Linked DNA regions of Homo sapiens: all the other regions are linked to region 1. A link is a loop called in an ENCODE intact Hi-C map of the cell type or tissue named here. Cell type or tissue: PC-9. All regions are shown on one strand. Region 1 overlaps SYN3 (synapsin III). Region 2 overlaps SYN3 (synapsin III). Region 3 overlaps SYN3 (synapsin III).

Region 1 (8,000 bases):
TTTGGTTAAAAAACATGTTTGTGCATTTATACACTTGTACTAAGAAAATATTTTCATTTTATTTCCTTTTCCTTTATCATGCCACATAAGATTTATTGACTTCATATCAGCATTTAAATATTGTTAACTTTATGTAATAGTATTTAGGTTGGGGATTGGTTTGTTTCCGGTTGTACCAAGGATAGTTGTATTATGTTAGGCATAATTATGACCTTATTATTGTCTTTATTTGAAGATTATGTATGATCTGAGGAGATGTGTATGGGTTCAAGTTAACAAGGGGTGGACTTGTGATGGTTAATACTAAGTGTCAACTTGATTGAAGGATGCAAAATATTGATCCTGCGTGTGTCTGTGAGGGTGTTGCCAAAGGAGATTAACATTTGAGTCACTGGGCTGGGGAAGACAGACCCACCCTTAATCTGGTGGGCACAATCTAATCATCTGCCAGTGAATATAAAGCAGGCAGAAAAATGTGAAAAGACAAGACTGGCCTAGCCTCCCAGCCTACATCTTTCTCCCGTGCTGGATGCTTCCTGCCCTCAAACGTCGGACTCTAAGTTCTTCAGTTTTGAGCCTCAGACTGGCTCTCCTTGCTCCTCAAGCTTGCAGACAGCCCCTATTGTGGGACCTTGTGATTGTGTAAGTTAATACTTACTAAACTCATATATATATATATATATATGTCTTATTAGTTCTGTCCCTCTTGGGAACCCTGACTAACACACTGCCTAAATACTTTGTGTTTGAATTTAATATGGAATTAGGTTCTAGGCTCAGATAATTATAAATGACTTTTCACCTATATGGTGTCTGGTAGGACCAAATCCAACAGTCCTGTGGGTAGCAGGACAGCTGTTGGCTGTGCAGAGTATCCTGTATGCATTCCCAGTCCCCCTGACTATCTGCCCATAGTGCCCATTGCTTGTGATGATAACCAAAAGTCTTCCCACAAGTTTCCAAACTGCATTTCAAGGGAGGGTCCTGTCCCCATGGAGGACCATTAACCACATCATTAAGATTTACTCATAAGATTATATCCCAACCTCTCAATATCTCTCTAAGTTCTTTAAGCCCTGTATTCAGTTGTGGTCGCCAGATGGAAGAGACAGAAGCAAGAGGAGGTGGAAGGAGCCCCAGAATTAGACAGGGAATCCAGCTTGCCTTTCCACTGCTGCATTCCCAGGCCTAGCCAGCACACATGAGGTGTTCAACAAATATTCATGACATGAAATTATTAGCCGTGTAGGCTTGGGGAAATTATTTAATCTTCCGGAACTGTCAATTCCCTCTTGGTAAATGGATGGTCACACCATGGGGCTCTTGAAAGGACCAAATATGAGAAAGCCCAGGATATGTACAAGGGGCTCAACGACTATTAGTTGACCATGAAAATCGTGGTCCTGCTACCATCAGGCTGGGATGAAATTCTCAATCATGGCACAGCTAACAGAAGAGTGTTTTCAAATCAGCCTGTGACTAGACTACTTGACATTTTGGAATGTAATTTCTTCCAACCTTGAGATCTGGCAGTTCTGAGACCCTTGTCTTGACAGAGCTGGTGGTGAGGAGAAATGTCCCCATCCACCCTCGACCTGCCTGATTCCTACATTCCTACCACCCCCAGCACTCACCCACCCCCAGCCAGCACCCACGGCACCCCCAGCCAGCACCCACGCACCACCAGCCAGCACCCACCCACCATCAGCCAGCACCCACCCACCCCCAGCCAGCACCCACCCAGCCCCAGTCAGCACCCACGGCACCCCCAGCCAGCACCCACGCACCACCAGCCAGCACCCACCCACCATCAGCCAGCACCCACCCACCACCAGCCAGTACCCACCCACCCCCAGCCAGCACCCACCAACCAGCAGCCAGTACCCACCCACCAGCAGCCAGTACCCACGCACCCGCAGCCAGCACCCACCCACCAGCAGCCAGCACCCACCCACCCCCAGCCAGTACCCACCCACCCCCAGCCAGCACCCACCCACCAGCAGCCAGTACCCACCCACCCCCAGCCAGCACCCACCCACCAGCAGCCAGTACCCACCCACCACCAGCCAGCACCCACGTGCCCCCAGCCAGCGCCCACCCACCAGCAGCCAGCACCCATGCATCCGCAGCCAGCACCCACTCACCCCCCAGCCAGCACCCACGTACCCCCCAGCCAGCACCCACCCGCCCCCAGCCAACAGCCACGCACCAACAGCCAGCACCCATGCAGGCCTGCGGCCCTTCCTTGATTGAGTCTAAAGGAAGGTCTCCCTCCATTCTGCTCCTGCCCTGCCCTTCGGTTGAAGGAGAGGAGAAGCAAACAATTACTGAGCACCTCCTGCATGCTTGGAGCTTTATTCTTCCCCAAGTTATGCTGCTAAATCTCGTTCTCGAAGTGGGATGAAGGGGAGTGACATCCCACACATGAGGAAACGGGGCTCAGAGATGGTAAGTAATGTCATGTGCCCAGGGTCTCAGAGTGGGCATGAGGTGGACATTCCTTTTGGAGTGGTCTTCCCTTCCACCACAGTCAGGGGAGGTTGACAGAAGGCACATGCAGGGCCCCCCGTGGGCAGAGCTCACATCACACCAGCCTCCCACCGTCTACCCTAGCCCACACCCACAGTGCCCAGGCTTCTGAAATTCACCAGGCTCTGAGGGTGGGGCTCCTCTGTCCTTCCCCACTGGTTCAGAGGGGCGGTGTAAAGACAGACAGGGAGAGAAGATGAGGAAAATGTCAGCAGGCCTCAAATGCCAGGGGTACTGGGAGTGAGTTGGAACCAGAGCAATGGATAGATTTTTAGCAGGACCAAAGAGAAACTTTGAGTATATTTGAGAGTGAGATGCTTTAGAAGACTATGATGGGCCAGGACACTTCACACTGCCCAGGCAGCTGGTCCAGGGTCAAGGAAACACTGGCGTCATAGATATTGTAAGGGGTTCCTGTCTTACAATGTTCCTCTCAACCTCCCATTTCCAGTCTGTTCCCTCTAGCAGGGGGAGCTCCCGGGGTACACGGTGTCCCAGCCAGCTCTTCAATCTAGAGGACAGCAGCTGCTGCCAGCCTCTGAGGGCTGGGAGGTGGAGAGTTGAAGCCCACTGGGTCATCTGCTGGTCAAATGCTGCAGGGGGCAATGCATCTTCAGTTCTAGTGTTAACCTTGCTGCAAAGGTGCTGTGTGACCCAGTGCCGGTTACTGTTGCTTTCCTGGCCTCAGTTTCCATATTGCCAAGTTGAGGGGATTGGACTAGTTGATTACCAAAAGCTCTCTTTCCTTTGGTTTTTATGAGGAGCAGGAGCCCAGGGAAGAAATGGGACATGAGAGAGAGGCAAGGGGTGGCCGATAGAAGCCATGCGCGTGAGTCACGAGAAGGGGTGTGAGATCCCAAAAGGAAGCTGAGCAAATTTGCAGAATGTCAACACCCCAGGGCAGGTCACTCCTAGCCCTTCACTGACCCTGGAAGGGAGTGGGGGGACAACAGCAAGGTCAGGCTTCCCAGAGGCCATGGGATTTAGCCAGCTTGCTCCTGAGGGCTGGCAGCCCAGTTTTGAGCACCTCTTGAAGGCAGTGGGGCAGGTGCTTCTGGTGGGGGTGCCTCTGAAACCCCAGAATGCAGTATAGTCCCAGAGAGGTCAGGTCCTGCAGATTTCTTTGGTGATAACAGCTGCTTTGTTTTGCGGGGAGGCCACAAAATTCCTTTTAAAGCAAGATTTCCTTCCTCCATTTATTTATTTACTTTTCACCCAGTGATTCAGCGAAACAACCTCAAAACCAGTCTCCAATGGGAGGCAGGAAGAACCAAACCCTCAAACATTAGTGTCTCTGTGAGGTTTTGCCTGGTGGAATTTTCCTTAAAATAACTGCACCCGGAGATTGTCGGATACGGGATGGGGAAGGGGAAGACCTGAAAACGGGGTCCTGCGGGGCTTGTGAATGACTCAGATGCTGGAGTGAGGAGTCTCAGGAGTCTGCCCTGAGTGCCACCTGTCCTTAGCGAGGGCTTGGGTGGGTGATGGCATCGGTTTTCTCATTTCACAGACTCCAGAGGGTGCCATCTTCCTGAAGACAGAACGAGCCAGTAGTTTGAACCCTAAGTGCAAGAGAAGGGACTCAAGGCAGCACGTTTATAGCAGTGGGGTAGGATTTTAGCGCCATCTTGCTCCCTGTCCATACATCCTTCCTCAGGGTTAAAGCAGTGGGCTGGGACTGGCATCCTCTTGCTCCTGTCCATGCGTCCTTCCCCAGGGTTATAGCAGTGGGCTGGGACTGGCACCCTCTTCTCCCCGTCCATACATCCTTCCTCAGGGTTATAGCGGTGGGCTGGGACTGGCACCCTCTTGCTCCCTGTCCATACGTCTTTCCCCTAATTCCTAATGCAATGGCTTTAGTTTCTTTAACTCAGTGGGAACAACAAACAAACAGAAAATGTCTTTCTCTTTGTTATAACACATCTGAATTGGAAAAGGACCAACAAGATAAAAGGTTGTGGTGGAAATGGTGCCAGATTAGAAATTAATTCAGGATACCTGGGATCTATTTCAGCTTTGGTGTATTAAGCCATGAGACCTTGGGGAGGTCACTTCCTAAAGGGCATAAAGATGGCCAGGGTCGCGAAACCCAGTGTCTGCAACCAGGAAGTCAGGTGATATAGAAGAACAGGTCTGCTGATGGACAGAGCGAGGTGGGGCGGGCGCCCTTGCATGAAAGTCACATGGACTTGGGGGCACGCCCTGGTTCCCACTTATTGATAGGATGATCTGGGGCAAGTCAACTCCTTCTTTCTGAGCCTCAGCTTCCCCATTTGTAAGGTAAGGAAAATAGTAATCATCTCAAAGGGCTGTTGAGAGAATGCACAGGGAAGAGCTTGGTAAGCCAGAAAGCATGAGTCAAATAGGAGATACTTTCATTACTCTAGACACTTAGGAGCAAGGAATATTAATCACATAGTCCTCAAGGGGACCAAGGCTAAATAACAATAGCTACAATAACAACAATTAGTATCTTATTGAGTGCTTACTATGTGCCAGACACTGTTTTGAATGCTTTGAATGTATGAACTCATTTCATCTTTTTTTTAAAGTGTAACATAACATATACACAGTAAATTAGTAAAGTGATCTATTTTTTGTTGTTGTTGTTTTTTTTTTGAGATGGAGTCTCACTCTGTCGCCCAGGCTGGAGTGCAGTGGCACTATCTCAGCTCACTGCAAGCTCCGCCTCCCGGGTTCACGCCATTCTCCTGCCTCAGCTTCTCGAGTAGCTGGGATTACAAGCGCCTGCCACCACGCCTGGCTAATTTTTTTTTTGCATTATTTAGTAGAGATGGGGTTTTACCATGTTAGCCAGGATGGTCTTGATCTCCTGACCTCATGATCCGCCTGCCTTGGCCTCCCAAAGTGCTGGGATTACAGGCGTGAGCCACCACGCCTGGCCAAGTGCTCTAATCTTAAGAGTACTTCTTGATGAAGTTTTACATTGGTACATATCATATGAGCTCATTTAGTCTTCAAGGCAACCCTACACTGTTTATTTCCATTTTACAGATGTGAAAACCGAGGCAGAGCCAGGACTCAAATCCAGACAGTCTGCATGCTGGTAGCCATGCAGTACTGCCCGGGCAATCCAGTATATCGAGATGGAGAGTGTCTGGAGTGACTGGGAGTCTGACAGGTGAAGCCAATGGAGGATTCTGCCTTAGTAGGAAACTTTTTTTCTGTTTGTTTTTGTTTTGTTTTTTCACTTCCCCAGGTGAGGAAAGGCCAGGATCCCAAGCTCAGGGAAGAAAGTAGATGAAGCTGAAAGGAAAGGGGAAGGAGATCAGGGTATGGAAAAGCAGGCTGAGATAGTAGGGGGAGGATTTGAGGGAAGCGGACAATTGCTGCTGATGACTGATGCCTCCAAAATTTGGTGTAGAAGCCCCCCCCCCCTTTTTTTTTTTGAGACTGAGTCTCACTCTGTCGCTCAGGCTGGAGTGCAATGGCGCAATCTCGGCTCACTGCAACCTCTGCCTCCCGGATTCAAGTGATTCTCCTGCCTCAGCCTCCCGACTAGCTGGGATTACAGGCATCCACCACCACACCCAGCTAATTTTTGTATATACTTTTTAGTAGAGACGGGGTTTCTCCAGGTTGGCCAGGCTGGTCTCGAACTCCAGACCTCAGGTGATCCACCCGCCTCGGCCTCCCAAAGTGCTGAGATTACAGGTGTGAGCCACTGTGCCTGGCGAAGACCCCATTTTTAATCAGCTTTCTTAAGGAACTGGCAGACAGAGGATCAAGCACAGAAACAAAATGTCCCCGTTTTCTGTAACTGCTCACCACTCCCAGGCTGGGGCCCACTCATTTCCCCATGGATGTCACCCCCAACCCCCAACTTCACCCTTTGTAGAGAAGCCGGCAAAGACTGCGTTGAGAAAGCAAGTTTGGAAGAGAATGACCCAACAGCCTCACTGCTGCGGGTGCTGGAGGAACCAGTGGGCTGCTTTCGGATCACGAGAAATGGATCAGAAACGCAGCAGAAGGCAGCCTCGTGGCCTGGAAGAACACTGGGCTGGAAGGCAGGTTCTGGTCTTGGCTGGGGTTCCAGTGTTGGCTCTGGCTGTGGATTTACATAATCTCCCGCTAATATCCCAAACTGGGGGAAGTCACGTGATGTCTCTGACTCTTGGTGCCTCCCCACTATGGAATTAGGGGCATTTAAAACTTACTGCAAATTCTATCTCCTGACTGGAGACCCCAAGGCGTGAATCTGAACTCAGCCCCTTCAGCAGGTTGAAGTTCACATGTGTGAACATTGCAGTGGTGGGGAGCAATGGCAAGCCTCTGCCATCTGTCCTCATTCTGATTCATGGACATTCTTCCTCCCTCATAGTCTCTCTCCTCAAAGCTCTTAAGTAGGTTGTGAAATCATGACTGAGCCGATTGACATCATCTCCTTATTTGGGAGGCAGGAAGTTGTTCCCCACCCCCACCCTCTTGTCCTTCCAGGGCCCCATCCTGCGCCCCCACCCCACCCCACTGTCCAGTTTCCGGCTTCCTGAGGGTCTTTGAGACCTCGCCGTTTGCTGGCCTGGATGACAACTATTTTTCCCTGGTTTGAGAGCGAGAGAGTGTGTGAGTGTGGACTGTGTGCACCAGAGGGCCAGAGAGGCAGTGGTGAGGGTCACTCAGAACAAGCCAGTCCCAAGAAGTTAAAATTAGCTCTGGGAACTGGAATGTCGGGGTCTTCAAGGAGCAGCAGCTGTGAAAAGAAAGTACAAGGCGAGGAAAGAAAATACACCCCATCCCACACCCGCCACAAACCTCGCTCGCCCACTTCATCTGCCCTGGGGTCTCTGCAGCTTCTCACTCCTCCCGGGATATCTCTGGCCAAGTCCTTGAGGCCGATCAGTGGGAATTTCCCCCTGTATGCTGTCATTTTCCTCTCTGGTAACCACAGAACAAGGTGGCTGAGGATTCCTGATAGGACAAGGTTTAATTGAAAAACAGGAAAGTGGAGGACAACTTTGGGGCTGGGGTGGTGACGATAATGAGAAAATGACAGGCGAGAGGGTGACAGTGGAGGAGGGTCGCATAGCAAGGAGGGTTCGCCACAAACGGAAACTACTCCTGGGAGAGCTGGACACGTGAGCGTTAAGAGTTTGGGCATGGCTGGCAGGAGCGGGAGGCCTGGGAAAGGCTAGAGATAGAGAAGGGGAGGAGGAAGGCTGGGGGACTGTGCACCCCTTTGCACAGAGACAAAGATTGGGTGTTCAAAAAAAGATCACACACCACTGAATGCAGGATCTTGTGTTTTTGAATGGTTGGAGCTTATGTGTCAAACTCAGGCTGTGTGGAAGAACCTTAGAGAAGGGCCAGGAGCCAATCTGAGATGGAGAACTTATAGAGAGTAATCCCTTATAAGCTGGGTCTGAGATTCCAGTCCTGTAAACCCAGGGGCCCTCCAAGCACTAGGCTTCCTCTTCCAGCTCTTTGTCCAGATGAGAGAGGCTGGTTTTCAA
Region 2 (8,000 bases), 65 kb before region 1:
TTTCTGTCTCCGCTGCTTCTGCTTTGTCTGCTTGATCTGAACCTCAAAAAATGACAGCCATTCTTTAAAGTTCAGCTCATGTGTCACTCGCTCTTCTGAAGCCTTTTCTAGCTTCCTCAGGCATAATTAGTCATAATTAGTTCCTCTCTCCCATCACTTCCCAAAGCCCTGTCTTTGTAGAGTCTCCATTATGGCATTTTTCATATTATATTATACACACTTGATATTTAAATTACATTTCAAAATACAGGTGTACTACATGTTTTCGGCATAAAGTGAAGAACAGAATCCCTCTCCTCCTCAAATCTTTCCAGCACCATTTCCCAAAGCTAATCACAATTAGCAATATATTTGGAGGGCTCCCAGAAATTTCTATGTATAAATAAGCATACATAAGGACGGCTGGATGTGCAGTAGCCCCCTTATCTGAGGGGGATACATTTCAAGACCACCAGTGGACTCCTGAAACCTCAGATAGTACTGAACCCTATATATATATATACTATGTTTTTCCAATTACATACATACATATGATGAAGTTTAATTTATAAATTAGGCACAGTAAGAGATTAACAGCAAGAACTAATAATAAAATAGAACGATTATAATAATATGTCAGTATCACTACCCTTGTGCTGTGCGGCCATGATGAAGTAAAATCAAGCCCCGTGACACCACCACTGTCGATCTGATAACAGATGGCTGCTAAGTGACTCACAGGCAGGTAGTGTAGAGAGCGTGGGTACAGTGGACAAAGCATGATGCATGTTTTTGGGAGAACAGAGCTGGACAGGACGAGATTTCGTCGTGCTACTCAGAACAATGTGCAACTGAAAATTTATGAATTGTTTATTTCTAGAATTTTTCATTTAATGTTTTTGAACTGAGATTGAGCTCTGGTAACTAAAAACTGGGAAAAGTAAAACCGTAGATAAGGGGAATTACCCTGTATAGGTAGTTGTTTGGCCTAAATCGGGTAATATAATATTATTTTTCTGTAGCTTGTTTTTTTTTTTTTTTTTTTTTTTGAGACTTGCTCTGTCACCCAGGCAGGAGTGCAGTGGCGCAATCTTGGCTCACTGCAATTCCAGCCTCCCGGGTTCAAATGATTCTCCTGCCTCAGCCACCTGAGTAGCTGGAATTACAGGTGTGAGCCACCATGCCCAGCTAATTTTTGTATTTTTAGTAGAGACGGCATCTCACCGTGATGGCCAGGCTGGTCTCGAACTCCTGACCTCAAGTAATCCAGCCTCCCAAAGTGCTGGGATTACAGGCATGAGCCACTGTGCCCGGCCTGTAACTTATACTTTTATTGAACATCTTTATTTTTGTAGAAATGTACATTCTGTTTCCATTAATGTTCTGTTGGATATATTTGGTTGAAATCTGTCATCTTATTTTATTCTCTTTTTTAAAATGAAATGTTTGTTTTCTACTTTTTGTTATATTTTTGAAGTTTCTGTTTTTTCCTTTGTTTTGTTTGTGAGCTATTTATTTATTTATTTATTTATTTTTAATGTTTTCTCTCTTTCTAATGATTTGGAAGGTTTATAGTCTGGTTTTCATTCTTGAACTGGTTACCATTATGCTTTAAATAGCATACTGAAACACCTATTTCTTGATTTACCAATTTTATTCTACATCCACAGACTCTCGACTATGAAAGATGTAGAAACTCGGGCAAGCATACCTTTCCCCATATCCCTTCCCCTGCCACATATAAGCCATTTCTTTTTATTCTCTAGTGGTTTAGGATATTTACCTTCTGTTCTCTAACCAGGAGCCCCTCAGCTGTTTAGCCTTAGTTTGGTATTTAAATGGATACAATGTTTACCATCAATGAATGCTTACTTTCTACAGCTTTTCTATTCCTAAATTGATAATATTGATACAGTTGATCCTGGAACAACACAGGGTTGAACTGTGTTCGTCCACTCATATGTGGATTTTTTCCAATAAAGATAGTTGGCCCTCCATGTCCCTTAGTTCTGCCTCCACAGCTGAAGGCAGTTGAAAAATATGGTATTCTCAGGATATGAAATCGTGTACAGGCAGGACCAACTTTTTGTATCCACGGGTTTCAAGGGGCCAACTGTAGGTGCTAAAGTATGCATGGATTTTGGTATGTGTGGGGATCCTAGAACCAATCCTCTATGGATACTGAGAAATGACTATATATTTTTGGGGGGACTAGATTTCATTATCAAGTTGTCCACCTCCTCTATTGAACTTATGAGTTCCATGCGCTATTTTCTCTGAGTCTGTGCTGGTGAATGTCTTTCAGCTACTTTATACATGAAAGTCAACCAGACTGGCTTTTAAATTTGAAATGTGTTTGTTACAATAGCTTCAGAATTTTGTACCTGTTCCTTTTGGCACTAAAGGATAAAGAGAAGTTGGAGGCCAGCTTTATTTTTCCTTCAGAATTTTGACTGAACATTCTCCGTCAAAGTTCTATGGTATATTAAGACCACTTTTAATTCTGTAGAGGCATTTCTTTAGTTCAGAAAAGTTTTCTTTTATAATATCTTTGAATATGTTTCTGTCTTATTGCTCTGTTCCTTTCTTTAGGAATGTCCAGCATGCATATTCATATTTCCTAAGTATTTTTCATTATTTTATTTCATTGTTTTTATTATTTCTCCTTTTCTTTCATTAAAAAACTCTTACTATGTTACTGACTCTATTATCAACTGAATAAATCCCACATTCTGCTGATGCTAATTTTCTCCTCTGTAATGGCTTTCATTATCATTTTCATTTTTTCATCCCATGTTAGATCTTGTCTGCTTGTTTGTAGTTTTACTTTGGAAACGTCTTGTTGTGTTCTGTTATTTTCTCAGGGATGGAGTCAAGCTGGGGCTACCAGCAGATTCCATTTGAGTTTGGTGTCTCAGAATTTATCAGATATGCTCTTCCCTGGGGACACATTTCCCCCAGGTTTTGAAGCATTCCCATGAGTATGAGGTCAGTGTGGGTCACCAGAAAGCCCCACAGATTCATGGGTCCTCTGACTGGCCATTTAATGTTTATGCATCTCTTCTGCTGACAAGCTGCAAGGCTGACTGCTGCTCCCTTTCTCTTCCACCTCACCTCTAAGACATTTAAGCAATGGAGGTCAGGGTTTGTACTACTGGCTATCCACATAGTGCCTTCCTATCCACAGCCCTGTCTCCCTTGCCCTTTGCCTTATAGAAATGAGTCACTACAGGGAACTTTACTCTTCTATGACTCACCTACCTCTCTTTTCCTTTTTTTTTCTCCAATAAATGATTATTTATTCAGCCTTTAGGGATCTTTTATCTTACTTTCAAGAAAATCTGGTAACATATAGGACTCCTCTTTTTGTCTTCCTCTGATGAAACCCAAACTTCACTGAATGTGGCAGATATGGGTTTTAGCCTGTTTTCTTTAGAGTAATATTAGCTTCTGTAACAACTGAACACACCTCCAAATTGCAATGGTTTAACATGTTATATATTCATTTCTCACTAGTGTAAGGGTCCAGTGCTGATGTTCCTGGTCAGCAGGTAGATGCCATATGGTGAGTCAGAGGACTGGGCTCCTTCTCTTTTGAGGGGTCTTGGAGTACCCTGAATTCTACTAGGGGAAGGGCAAAGAGAGAGAGTAGAGAAGGTGTTCCCATCTCTTGACCATGCTGGCCCAGAAGTGACATAGATCACATCTGTTCACATTCCAGCTTTGAGAACTCATCACATGGCTCAACTAAATGCAAAGGAGTGGCTGAGAAATGTGGTCCCTGCCTGGGCAATTGTTCCTTACCCACTCCTCTCTATTATGGAAAGACAGGAATGAACTGTGGTGAGCAGTTAATCATCTTAGCCCATAGCCATTTTCTAGTTGTATTGAAGATGGAATTTTCTGTTATATTTTCATTCTTTTTGTTGCTTTCAGTGGGTTTCAGAGAAGGGAGTACAGTAAACATCTTTTAACTTGTTTACAAGTATGTCTTTTCCACCCATCTGTGATCTCCTCTAAATGGGGACCATGACTTAACTTGTTTTCTATTTTCCAGCACCCAGCATGATGGCTGACACAGAGCAGATGCTTAATAAATGTTTCTTGGATGAAAAAATGAATGCATTCCTGTCCTGAGTGGGTGAAAACGGCTCTTCCCACCTTCCTTATTCTCAACTTACTCTTCCTATCCCCTCTCTCTCCTCTCTGTAGGAGAAAGGAGGAATTGTCAGGATGGCTCCATTCTTTTTTCTCTGTTTCCCCTTCTTATCATGGTTTGGCTCAAGGCTTGTGTCTCCTGTCTCCAGCATTGATTTACCTCTCCCCAGAATGAAATTTCATTCTAGCTTTGCCTGTGGTGCAGCCTGCTTCCTGCTGCCCAACCGTTTAACAATGTCCTCCTTGCAGCTTGGGGAAAGACACTGGGGAAAGAAAAATCTCTCTCTGTCCACAGAACCATAACTCACTGGTAAGGTAGCCAGCTGCCCTATCACTCCAGCTGGTGTTAAAAGTCATGGACATTAAGTGGGACTAGGATGTGGATCGAACATGTATGAAGGAGCCTGCCCAAGAGGAGACCCTCTCCTGCTTTAAATGCCCTGATCTAAGTGGGCCACTCTATTAAAATCCACCTACAGTGGCAAGTTACTTTTCTAAAATAGAGAGTCCTCAGGAGGAAACATCAACAGAAATGGAGTAGAATGAAGGAGCTCAGAGCATGATCACTGGAATCCAACAGACTTGTGTTTAAATCCTGCTCTGCCATTTACTGGCTGTATGACTTTGGACACATTATGTAAGCAATTTGAGCTTCAGTTTCTTCATTCATAACACTGAGATAATTATATCTATCCTGTTGGGTTGTTATGAGGATGAACTGAGTTCAATTCTAGGCATGTAAGAGGCATTCCATATTTTTTGAATGAATAAATGCCAAATGTACATAATGTAATGCCTGGCACGTTGATAAGCAATCCATATAAGATGGTTGTATCAGTAATGATAGGCTAGGTTGGCTAGGTTTACAAAAGTACCAAATTCCCCAAATCCCATGTCTTAAAACAAAGAAAGTCTATTCTTGATGATGCAATATGTTCACTGAGGGTCAGCTGGGGACTCTGCTTCAAGTCATCCTGAGGCTGATAGAACAGCCACCACCTGGAATGCTATCAGTCACTGTGCATTCACATTCACAGGCAACGTATATTTTTCTAGTTCTTGATTCCGAGTCTGGTCACTTGACTGACTCTGGCCAGTGGGATTTGAAGCAAATACAGACTTGAACAAGCACTCACACATTTCTGCTTGAACTTTGATACTCTGCCATCAGCATGAGAGCATGCCTGAGCTAGCCTGCTGGAGCAAGAGAGATGCACGGAGCAGAGCTGAGATGCCCAGTCCCCCGGGCCATTCTAAGTTAGTTGACATCTAGGTGGCCCCCAGCTACGTGAACAAGACCAGGCAAGATCAGAAGAGTCAACCCTAGCTGACCCCAGATTCATGAGCAATAAACACTTATTGTTTGTTGTATGTAGAGGTTTGGGGGTTGTTGGTTAAACACTATTATTGTGGCAATAGATAACTGATACACCCTGCCTTGGCTTCAAGTTCTGAAGTATATAGAACTCTGCACCTCTTCACATTCCTCAGAAAAAATTCACACAGTAGATTCTACTGACAACTTCAAGGTGGGGTCTGAAGGGGTTTGACATCACATATCTGCATGAATCTCTATTGATCATGGTTTTTCTCCCCCGTTTCTTTGGCTGAGATGCTAACCAGAGCTTCTCTATCACTCTTACCTTATCAGAATTGTGTACAAAGTTCTGCCAACTTATATCCACTCTATTCTCTACCTGTTCATCTCCCATAAAATCTCTTACCGTTTCTTTCACAGAACAATTCATCCTTGCCCCAGATGTGGAAGCCCCACATTCCAAACCCAAAAATGTGGCAAAGTGTTTTTTTTGCTGTTGTTGTTGTTTGAAGGACCTACCTCCTTAAAAGCTAGTGTTTTATAAATAATAACTCTTGTTTGTTTTTCTTCATCATTAGAAAGTCTGTAAAGGGCAATGATGGTGGATTATTAGTTCTGTTATCCTTAGTACCTAGCAAAGCTCCAGAATCATTTTAGGTAGTTAGTAAATGCAATTGGAAATACACATTGTTATTGAAAGAATTTTAGAGCATCTATATACCCTTAATATCACTCTTTGGTGATTAACTGAGAGCTAACTGTAGGAAGTAAATACTATTTATCTTCTCTGTACTTGAAGAAGATATGGGACATTAATTTCTGCAAGTACTCAGTGGCATGAGATGGAGGAGGGTAGATAATGTGTTCCAGGATGGGGGGGTGACACATCATCTTCATTTTATCTACCCAAGGTTGTGAGGCCCCAGTAGGTCATCCGTGTCCAAAGTTAGAAAGCCAATAAGAGATTGACCGGAGACAAACATCTGGACTTACTCTCCACTGAACCAGACATTCAGCCTTGGCGCTAGACGCTCTGAAACTTGGCCGGGCTTCCCACAGAGCTTGGCCCAGGGTCTCCAGTGGCTCCATTGAGCTTGGCGGAGCACATTGACAGAGTTGGCCCAGAAAGACTCCAGGACAACACCCAAACTCCACAGTGCCCCCACCATGGAGTACTTGTTTTGGGGGGCTTTACGTGATGGAGGGCAGGGTGTGGACAGCCCCTGGCATGTAGGCTGAAGTTGGTTCTGACAACCCAGACCTCCACATGGGCCGTTGGGCTCCCCTGAACCCTGCTGGGCTCAGTTCAGGAGAAATGCTCTTGCCAATGGGCAGGGAGGCTTAGCATTCCACCCCTGCTCTTTTAATCCCCTCTGTGCAGGAATGTTCCACTGCAGAGACAGCAGAGCTTGCAGAGACAGGAGGTGGTGCCAAAAGGGAGAGAGTGGTGGAGAAACAGTTTTGATGAGATTTAGGGTGGTGTGTGTGCAGGGATGGGGGTAGGTGCTGAGTTAGGCTCTACCATGGACTCACTGTGTGACCTTGACCAAGTCACATTGCTCTCGGGGCCCAATTTGTTTACCTTCAAAAGATGAGGATAGACAAAAAAGATACAAGATTCATTTCTGGATAAAGCTGTAAAATTCTAAAAGCTGTTTTACTTGTGAAGTCCAAAGTAAGATTCTGTTTTTCATCTACAGGGCCTCTCCTCTAGAGAGATTTGTATACAAGTGCATTTGTAGGAAACAGGGTGTCTGTCTTAATGGGAATATCAGAGTCTACCTCTCATCTCAGTTCTAGAATTTTAAGCACCTTGAGGCAAGGTCTATGACTCATACCGCCCAGGACATAGAATTCCTCTGAATGTAATAAATAGAAGAGCACTTTGAGGTCATCGAATCCAATCTTCTTAGTTTTAGATGGGGGATAATGGGACCAGAGAAGGGAAGTTGTTCTCTCAATATTATACAATGAATCTCAGGCCCGGAACTCAGGTTCTCTGCTCCTAGAACAAAGCTTGTTCCAACAATCGAAAATTTCTGCCTGAAATTTTGTATACGGTCTCTGAATTCCAAGGCTTTCAGATGCTTCCTCTTTTTAAAATAGGCTTGACTCCTCCCTCCTTTGGGCAACTTTCAGGTTAACTCAGGGATTGACTATGGAGACTATAAGAGTCTTAAGCTCATGTGAAGTCTGTGAAATTCCACAGGCTTAAAGTATCCCTTGGGAATCTGAGAGATTTTGCCCAAGTAGCCCAAGCCTTGGACAGCAGCCTCCCTGGAAGGGATGTGGCTCCTGCATTATCTGGTCCCAACTCCAGCTCCAGGATAGGATCTCTGAGCTGACATAATACGGCCCTATTGTAAACAAGGGAGGGTCATGACCCTCCACAAATGACTAACATGCTAATTTGAAAAGTCTGCCTGGACTAGAAAAACAAACAAGAACAATGAAATTTAAGGCAACATTTTAGACAACCAGGAGGCAAGGGGAAACTCAGAAACATGAAAAAAGGAGTCCCCAACAGCTATTGTCCCTTTCATAA
Region 3 (8,000 bases), 220 kb before region 1:
AAGAGCCTGCCTGGATGAAGCCAACACACAAAGAAGCTGAACTTGGGTGGGCAGAGGAGGAGCCTTAAGGCCTTACCTGACACTGTATATCTGGAGTCGTCAGTGACATGAGCCAGTAAATCCCCCTTTCTGCGCAAACCAATTTGGTTTGTGTGGTAGCCCTTGCAACCGATACAGAGTTCTTAGAGGGAAGGATTGGATTTTTTCATCCTTTAGCGCTCAGCACAACATGGCCTGCAGTAGGTACTCAATAGGTGTTTACTGAACAGAGCTTTTTGAGTTCACAGCCCATGCTCTGTCCATTGCTATTGTGTGGCTGCTAGCAGAGGTCACAGGGCATGCAGGCAAGAAGGTATGTATGTGGCAGGCCCTGAGACCAGCTGACTTGGCCCTTCGACCCTTCCCCCCCTTTTTTTTTTAAACAGAGTTTTGCTCTTTTTGCCCAGGCTGGAGTTCAATGGCACGATCTCAGCTCACCGCAACCTCCGCCTCCTGGGTTCAAGTGATTCTCCTGCCTCAGCCTCCCGAGTAGCTGGGATTACAGGCACCCACCACCATGCTTGGCTAATTTTGTATCTGTAGTAGAGATGGGGTTTCACCATGTTGGCCAGGCTGGTCTTGAACTCCTGGCCTCAGGTGATCTGCCCGCCTCGGCCTCCCAAAATGCTGGGATTACAGGTGTGAGCCACCGCACCCGGCCGGCACTTCCTTAAGTGGGGCTGGCACACAGTGTCTAAAGGGAGAAAGACCGAAAAACCCTTCAGCCAGAGAGCATCCCTAAAACATGCATGATTCATGGGACGTCAACCTTTCCCTATTCATATTGAGATGGAAGGACGCTTGAGAGAGAAGTGGACTCTCCAATATGCCTGGTCTCCTAATAATGCTTCCTTGCAGCTGTCAGAGCACAGGAGGGACTGGCCAGGGCTTCCTGACCTCTTCCTATAGCAGCTGGTCAGGGCTGGAAAGACCTCGGACTTGGAGTCATGACATCAGGGTTCTACTCTCAGCTCTGTCATCAACTAGCTCTGTGATCCTAGACAAATCACTTCCCCTCTCTGAGTTTTCTTCTCCCATCTGTAAAATGGGGTTATTTTAATACCTGCCCTGTAGGTTGCTGTGGGCAGTGAAGATGATCATGTCTAAAAAAGTGCTCTGTGGATGGTGAGGCACTGGACGGAGGGCGGAGTGGCCTTCTCTTCAGGGCCTTTTGTTGCATTCCCCCTTCAGCTCCTACTATGGCCAGTGCCTCTCCCTACACCTCCTTTGTCTCTTACCTCTCTGTCATGGCCACCTGCTCCAGCATGGCAGAGCCTGTGTTGGCCTTCCAGTTCCCAGAGATGGAGGTTCTCCTGTACCAGAACAAACAACACATTGAGGGAATTAGGGACCCTCGTCACTGATCTGCTTTCCTTCTTTGCTTTGGCTGTTAGGAGGCTCTGATTCAAATAACTGGCTCACGTAATGGCATGTATTCTTACGTACACACCTTGTCTTCAACTATATTTTCCTATGTTTATTTCCCTTCATGCTGTTTGCCTTTTTTATTTGTTGGATCCTAGGTATTGTTTTCTAAGTCATCTTTGAAATTGAAAGATTAAATTAAAAAATGCCTACATCATCTGATGAAATCCCCCAAACTTTGGCCTGTTTTTGAGGAGAATGAGGGCAGTGTGTATAGCCCCTGGTGATTCTGGAATCTTTTGAGGGCCCCAAAATGTTAGAAAAGTGATCCTTAGAGAGAAGTGACTACTTTTCTCTGGTGAAGATTAGGAAGGCCTTCTGGTCTCTGACTGTCTTGCCATCCTTCTCTGTTTCCTTGCCCTTTCTGCTCCAGTAACAACCGACCTCCCTTCCGGTGCTCCACTGCCCATGGCTCTTTCCCAATGTCATGGCCTCTGCAGGTCTTCTTCCCTTTACTCCGTACAGTCTTTGTCTCCATCTTTGCCTCCCTAAGTCCTGCTCATCCTTCAGGTTTCATCTGACATACGACTTCCTGACAGCCCACCTTTACACAGCAAAAATAGACTGCCCGGTACTACGCCCTACACTAATGCTCAGTAATGCTCATCTCCCTTCTGATGACTGCATTAGTGTCCTCTCTTCTCTGATGGAGGAGAATCCTGACGGTAGGGGACATGTTTAACTTCATCCCCTGTATACCCAGTATCCAGTGGGATCCGGCAGGTAGTAGGTGCCCAGTAGGCACCTACTGGGTGAGGAACTGTGTACACTGGGGGAGAATCCAGACAAGCTATCTATCACTAATGATGCATCTGGCCTCGGCAAAGACTGAACGAGTTTAAGCATAGTGGTGGAGGTAAAGCTATTTGTCTTACGGTCAAGGGAAGCTATGTCATTGAGATCAAAGGGTGAACTGGTGAGAGGAATTGACACAAAAATGTATCATTGTAAGAGAAAATTGAAGTAAAAATGCTGAGAATAGATGACCACCAGGAGCCATAAGGCACTGCACCGTAGTTGGCAAGGTTGTTTCCCATGGAGCTACAGGTGAACCATTCTGAGACTGGGCACATACACTGAGATGGAACCAAAAAAGTGGAATAGATGGTGGATGGGGGAGCTGGATTTTTCTCTGTTGGAGTGGGAAGTTATAGATTAGCAATCAGGAAAGGCTAAAATGAACGAAGTGGTACCAGATGAAAGTCAGGGACATCCATAGGACTCTGTTTAGCTTCATAGGGATGTGGATGGGAACATATAGAAAAAATTATGGATATATGTGTATACACGGGTAAGGATACACACATGTACTTCCTTACTGTGTCTGCTAGGACTTAGAAAGAATGACAGCCCAGTAGCGACAAGCACAAAGGCCCGAGTGCAGGGCAAGGAGTGGGCCAGAGAGGGGGTTGAATGGCCGGGGAAATTCTACACTGAAGTCTGACATGAACCCCCTCCTTTGGAGATGGGCCAGCCCAAGGTCCAGGAAACTCGGTAAGTAATGACAAAGTGGAGCTGTCAGGCCAGGGAGGCTCAGCAGAAAAATGCTGCAATGAGGTAATCCTCAAGAAAAAAAAAAACTGGGACAAGGTGTCGTCAATGTCAAGTGGAAGCTCAAACAATGAAGAGAGGAGGGAAATGATATCATGGCTGAAGGCAGGGGCCTCAGGAACGCACTGGAATGGGCCATAACTCAGAGGGGGCAGGGAGGAGGTGATTTTATCACCCCGAGGCCATCTGAGAGCAGTGGCAGGTCTGGCTTGCCTCACAGGAGGAAGAGGTTGATTAGTGGAATAGGGCAGTTACTCCTCAAGAATGAGCTCCATCCCTTTCCTGGGAACACTTCCTTCTAGGGCAACTGCCTGCACCTCCTCCAGTTTCACAAGCAATGACAGGGCTCAGTAGTTGCAACAGAGACGATATAGCCCGTCAAGCCTAAAATTACCACCTGGCCCTCTACAGAAAAAGTTTGCTGACCCTTGGTCTAGGCAATCCAGGTAGTGCTAAAGCAACCACAGGCAATCCATAAATGGGCGTGCATGGCTGTGATCAACAGAACTGTATTTAGAGACAGGTGGCAGCTGGATTCGGCCTGTGGTTGTGGTTTGCCAACCCTAGCTTAAAGCACAAGCTACCCACACAGAAGCCTGCGGATGGAGGGACTTTCCAGCTGTCCAGGGCTAACCCTTGCAGTCCTCAGATATGGAGCCCTGCACACAGTCAGTGCCCCATAAATGCTTGGCAACCAGGCAACGATTGGCCCTCTGGGGTCTCATCATTTCAAGTGGAACTAACAATAACATTCCAGAGTGAAAGATAGAGAGGGCTTGGAGCAAAGACCTCTCCCAAGAACGAGACAGTCTGCCTATTCCAGAAGTCCCCATTCATCCTTATAACCACAGCCCCATGTAATCCGTGCTTTGTTGAACCACCTCTAGGGTGAAGGCGGGCTGCTTTTCTCTGCCTGGCATTCTTTCCTTTTCCTCTAGATTCAGCACCTCTATTTCCACTGGGCAATGGCTCTGCCCACACTGCATGCCTTCTTATAAAGTTTTCTGCTTTTCTCTAATCAATAAAATGCGATCAAAGTTGGACTAATCAGTACTTTTTCCACGGAATCACAATCTTGAGTTAAGCCTTGAAAATGACTAGGGCAGATTCATTTACCAGTAGGGATGCCATGAAAATTGTTTATTATTATTTCTGGCTGCCCACCTTCCTGGGGCTACTCTGTATCTGAATGTTTCTGAAATTGATAATTGAGTTGGGAGATATTTTTGTTTGCTTTTTTAAAGTTTCTGATAACCCATGGTTTTCTAGTAAATTCCCTTTAAAAACCCATTAAGTTAATGAGATGTGGTTTCTGTTGCTTGCAGGCAGAGAAATCTGGTGTAACCTCCTAACTGGTCTTATTGGCTTCAGAGAAACCGTTCTGCACCTCCCAGCCTCATGGTCACCTTTTTATAAACACAGATCAGACCCTTTGCTCAGAAGAGAAGAGAAAAATACTCCAAAACCCTCAGCAAGGTATTCAAAGCCCTCCTTGATTTGTCCCCAAATTTCTCTCTCAAAGACATATATCCTGTGTGTATGTGCAGTTCCCTAGACATGCCAAGCACCTTTCTTGCTCTGGAGGAAACAGCCCTTGCTTGGGTAGACAGATCTCTGCCCAGGGATAAGCAGTGACTGGACATCAGCCCCTCAGCCACACTGGACAGAGAAGAAGGGCAGTAAGGAGACAGGAAGGAGGATAATGATGCACCCTTGGGTGCAGGAGACAGCGGCTGGACATGCACCTCTGGGCTGCCTTCCTCCCACACTCCCCCAGCCCCTGCCCCAGAGACTCACATGTAAGCCTTGTAGTTGGATCCAATTTTCTGGATGCGGATGTCGTACTTGGAGTCGATGAAGGCCTCGGTGGTGGCGTAGGTTTTGGCCATGGCGACCACGCTGGTGATGTCCTGGAAGTCAAGCTGGTTTTCCACTTTGATCTGTGTGGGAGGATGAGGGGGATGAGTGCCACCCACCCCGTGTTCACTGAGCCCACCCTATGCCAGGAACAAGTGCTCTGTCTATAGACACGAATTCCCTTCAGAAGGTCACCTGCTGGCAGGGGAGACAGACACGGGAAGCAAATCATTCCACCACACACCGCACGAGCTGCAGAGAGGAAGGGAGTGATTCTGCTTGGGTGGTCAAGAAAGCTTTACAGAGGAGGTGAGCTCTGAACTGGGTTTGGAAGGATGAACATGTTTCAGATGGATGAGGTAGGTAGTGGGGCCATCCTCCAGAGATGCACGAGGAACCCACAGTGGGGGAAAGGGCAGGTGGCACAGACTCGCTGATGGGGGATGCGGCACGGGCCATGGGGGAACAGACTGTGGAGGGCCACAGTCTCTGGGAAGGAGCTAGGATTTTTAGCCTGAATTTTCTGGAAAGCCACTGGAAGAGGGAGTGGAGTTTAAATAAGGAAATGGTGTAGTTTGCGTTTTAGCAAAATCACTGAAGCAGCTGTGTAGAGGATGGAATGGATGGGTGTGATATGAGACACAGAGGGGCCATTAGGAAGAAGGGAGCGTGCATGTGTGCATGGTGTGTATGTGTAGGGAGCATGCATGCTGGTGAGTGTTGTGGAGTTTGTGGGAGATGTCTGTGTGTGGTGTGTTTGCATATTTGCTGTATGCTATGTGTGGTATGTTCTTTGTGTATTCATATGTGTGTGTGTATAGTGTGTGATATATGTGTGTGTGGTGAGTTTGCTGTGTGTGCTGTGAGTTGTACATGTGGTGTGTAGTATGCGGTGCTTCTGTGTGTGTGTGTAGTGTGTGATATGTGTGTGGTGTGTTTGCTGTGTGTGGTGTGTGTTGTACATGTGGTATATAGTATGCAGTGCTTCTGTTTGTGTGTATGTGTGTGTGTGTGTGTGTGTGTGCGCGCGCACACAGGCACACACTGGAGAGGCCAGCTTTGCTAGGCCAGAGGCTGGGAGAGAAACTCACACTGTTGACTAGACTGAGCCAGGAACACAGAGAGGTGTCCTGGGCTTGGGGAGAGGTCCCAGGAGAGCTTCCAAGGCCAAGCGCAGAGGACGAGGCCAAGGCTCTATGATAGTGATCTTAAGACAGAACAGAGGCTGACTCCCAGCGGCTGTGGACAGCTGGGCCAGCTGCTCCCTCCCACTGGCCACGGGAGCCCTGCTTGTCCAGAAGCGGCTCCCCACTTCCCTGTCACCCTCACCCCGACAGCAGAGGAGTTCTGATGCTGGGTCAGAGACGGGCAGAGCCCTGTGGAGTGGCCGGGCACTAGGCGGTCCACGTGGGGTTGGTCTCGGCCACACCCCATCTCACGTCCTTCCGATCTTCCTCTCAGCCCTTTTCTGCCTGCCCTTTGTGGCTCAGCTTTGCCTTGGCAACTCTGTCCCTCCCACAAGAATGCCCACTCACATTTCCACCAGCGTTGATGCTTATGCAGAGTCTTTACAGCTCTCCGTGGGGCCCAAACAGGATTGTGAGCAGGCAGGCAGGCTGGGCACTGTCGTGGTCACTTAACAGATAAGGAAACTGAGATTTCTTGACTTGCTCAAGGTTATAAAGCAGCTGAGCCCAGAGCTAGGCTTGAAACTCTGGACTCCGAAGGCACAGCTTTTCCTTGAACCATCTCAGGGGTCTGTAAGTAGGTGCCTGCCTGTTCTACCACAACGGACCTAAACAGCAACAGGAGAGAGGCTGGAAAAGCCATCTCTCTTCTTGGCTCTCTGAGTGATGACTCCAGGTCTCAATTTGCAGAGAAAATAAAGGTGACCAGGCAAGAGTTCCCTATTTTCCAGCCCTTTTCAAACTCAGCTACCCCACTTCTTCCTCCCAGCTGCAGTGGCGGTGGTGTGCCTCCTTCCTTTGTTCTGGGCCTTCTAAGCCCTTGGTTTTAGCTGGGTACCTGGCCTCCTCAGCCAGAGATTACTTTGCTCCAGTCTGTCGTGCGGGTAGATGTGCCTGAGTCTCCAAGCTCTGGCCGGTGAAACCTGGGTAGCCGTGATATTAGCAACCTCTGGGTGGTGCCCTGAAGATGAAAATAATCTTCCCCGTCCTTTTTCCTTCTTTGCTCTGGCAGGGAATGTGAACATGATGGTATGAGCAGCAGCCTCCATCTTGGGCCATGAGATGGAAGCTGCATGTTGAGGATGGCTGAGTAGAAAGATGGAAGGACCTGGGTCACTAGCACTGTGAAGCTCCCTTTCTGAGACAGGGTCTCAATATGTTACTCAAGCTGAGTGCTGTGGCATGATCATGGCTCACTGCAGCCTTGACTTCCTGAGCTCAAGCAATTCTCCTGCCTCAGCCGGCCGAGTAGCCGGGACTACAGGCGTGCACCACCATGCCCGGCTAGTTTTTGATTATTTGTAGAGACAGGGCCTCACTATGTTGACCAGGCTGGTCTCAAACTCCTTGGTTCAAGCGATCTTTCCGCCTCGGCCTTCCAAAGTGCTGGGATTACACACTCGAGCCACTGCGCCTGGCCCCTATTATGTGGGTCTTTGTTAAAGCAGCCAAATGACATTTCTGCTCATTATTTTTACTCTCTTGCTTTTCATTGATTCTTTATTCTTTGGATTAACGTGATCAAGGATCCACCATTCTCCTCAACATGTTCCTGCTTTTCAGAACCTCAGTTACGCACCACTGTCTATCTCTACATCTTCATTCCCCACTTGCCCCTCAACCCACTTTCTTTAGGTTTTACTCCCTACCATTCTCCTGAGACTGATTTGGCCAAGGTCCCTTTTAGTCCACTCTTTGGCAAATCCCATAGAATGCCTCTGGTCCTTGCCCTGCGTTGACCCTCTGTAGCACCTGAAATTAGTGAACTTTGGGAAATATGATTTCTGTACCACTGTTTTCCCAGTTCTCACCCTTCTTTCTGGCAACTTCTTCACAGTCTATGTTGCCACCTCTTCTTCCAATGCCCCTTTGATTATCCTGGGGTTTCATCTCAGCCAGTATTCAGGGTCAGGTGGAGAGAATCGGAATTGCCAAAATGAA

What was found. A loop is a pair of places that touch in the nucleus more often than their neighbours do. Peaks named below come from ENCODE experiments on the same cell type or tissue, not always from the same donor. Only the 100,000 strongest peaks of a DNase experiment are listed, where the experiment ranks them.
Region 2: a loop joins it to region 1, with 10 times the contacts of the local background. A loop is called at or near these places in 4 of 110 quality-filtered maps.
Region 3: it touches region 1 in a loop (10-fold over the local background); 4 of 110 quality-filtered maps call a loop at or near these places.

The regions. Positions count from the first base shown.
Region 1 is chr22:32,758,017-32,766,016 of GRCh38, forward strand. All of the region lies in intron 6 of SYN3 (synapsin III), which reads right to left. Among named protein-coding and RNA genes, the nearest start is that of TIMP3, 40 kb to the right of the region's middle. RefSeq lists an enhancer at 5,882-6,392. In PC-9, CTCF peaks have their summits at 4,149 and 4,354; DNase peaks (open chromatin) are centred at 3,515 and 6,885; H3K4me3 peaks cover 902 bases; H3K27ac peaks cover 5,276 bases.
Region 2 is chr22:32,692,588-32,700,587 of GRCh38, forward strand. The region is part of intron 6 of SYN3 (synapsin III); the gene reads right to left. Among named protein-coding and RNA genes, the nearest start is that of TIMP3, 110 kb to the right of the region's middle. In PC-9, no CTCF peak of the experiment used is centred here; DNase peaks (open chromatin) are centred at 724, 3,074, 7,284 and 7,834; H3K4me3 peaks cover 391 bases; H3K27ac peaks cover 6,445 bases.
Region 3 is chr22:32,536,759-32,544,758 of GRCh38, forward strand. It overlaps SYN3 (synapsin III), which reads right to left. Exons shown (of 14, transcript NM_003490.4): 8 at 4,813-4,955; 9 at 1,278-1,352. LOC124905103 (a long non-coding RNA gene) reads left to right here. Exons shown (of 3, transcript XR_007068067.1): 2 at 4,341-5,181. Among named protein-coding and RNA genes, the nearest start is that of SYN3-AS1, 34 kb to the right of the region's middle. In PC-9, no CTCF peak of the experiment used is centred here; a DNase peak (open chromatin) is centred at 3,133; H3K27ac peaks cover 2,533 bases.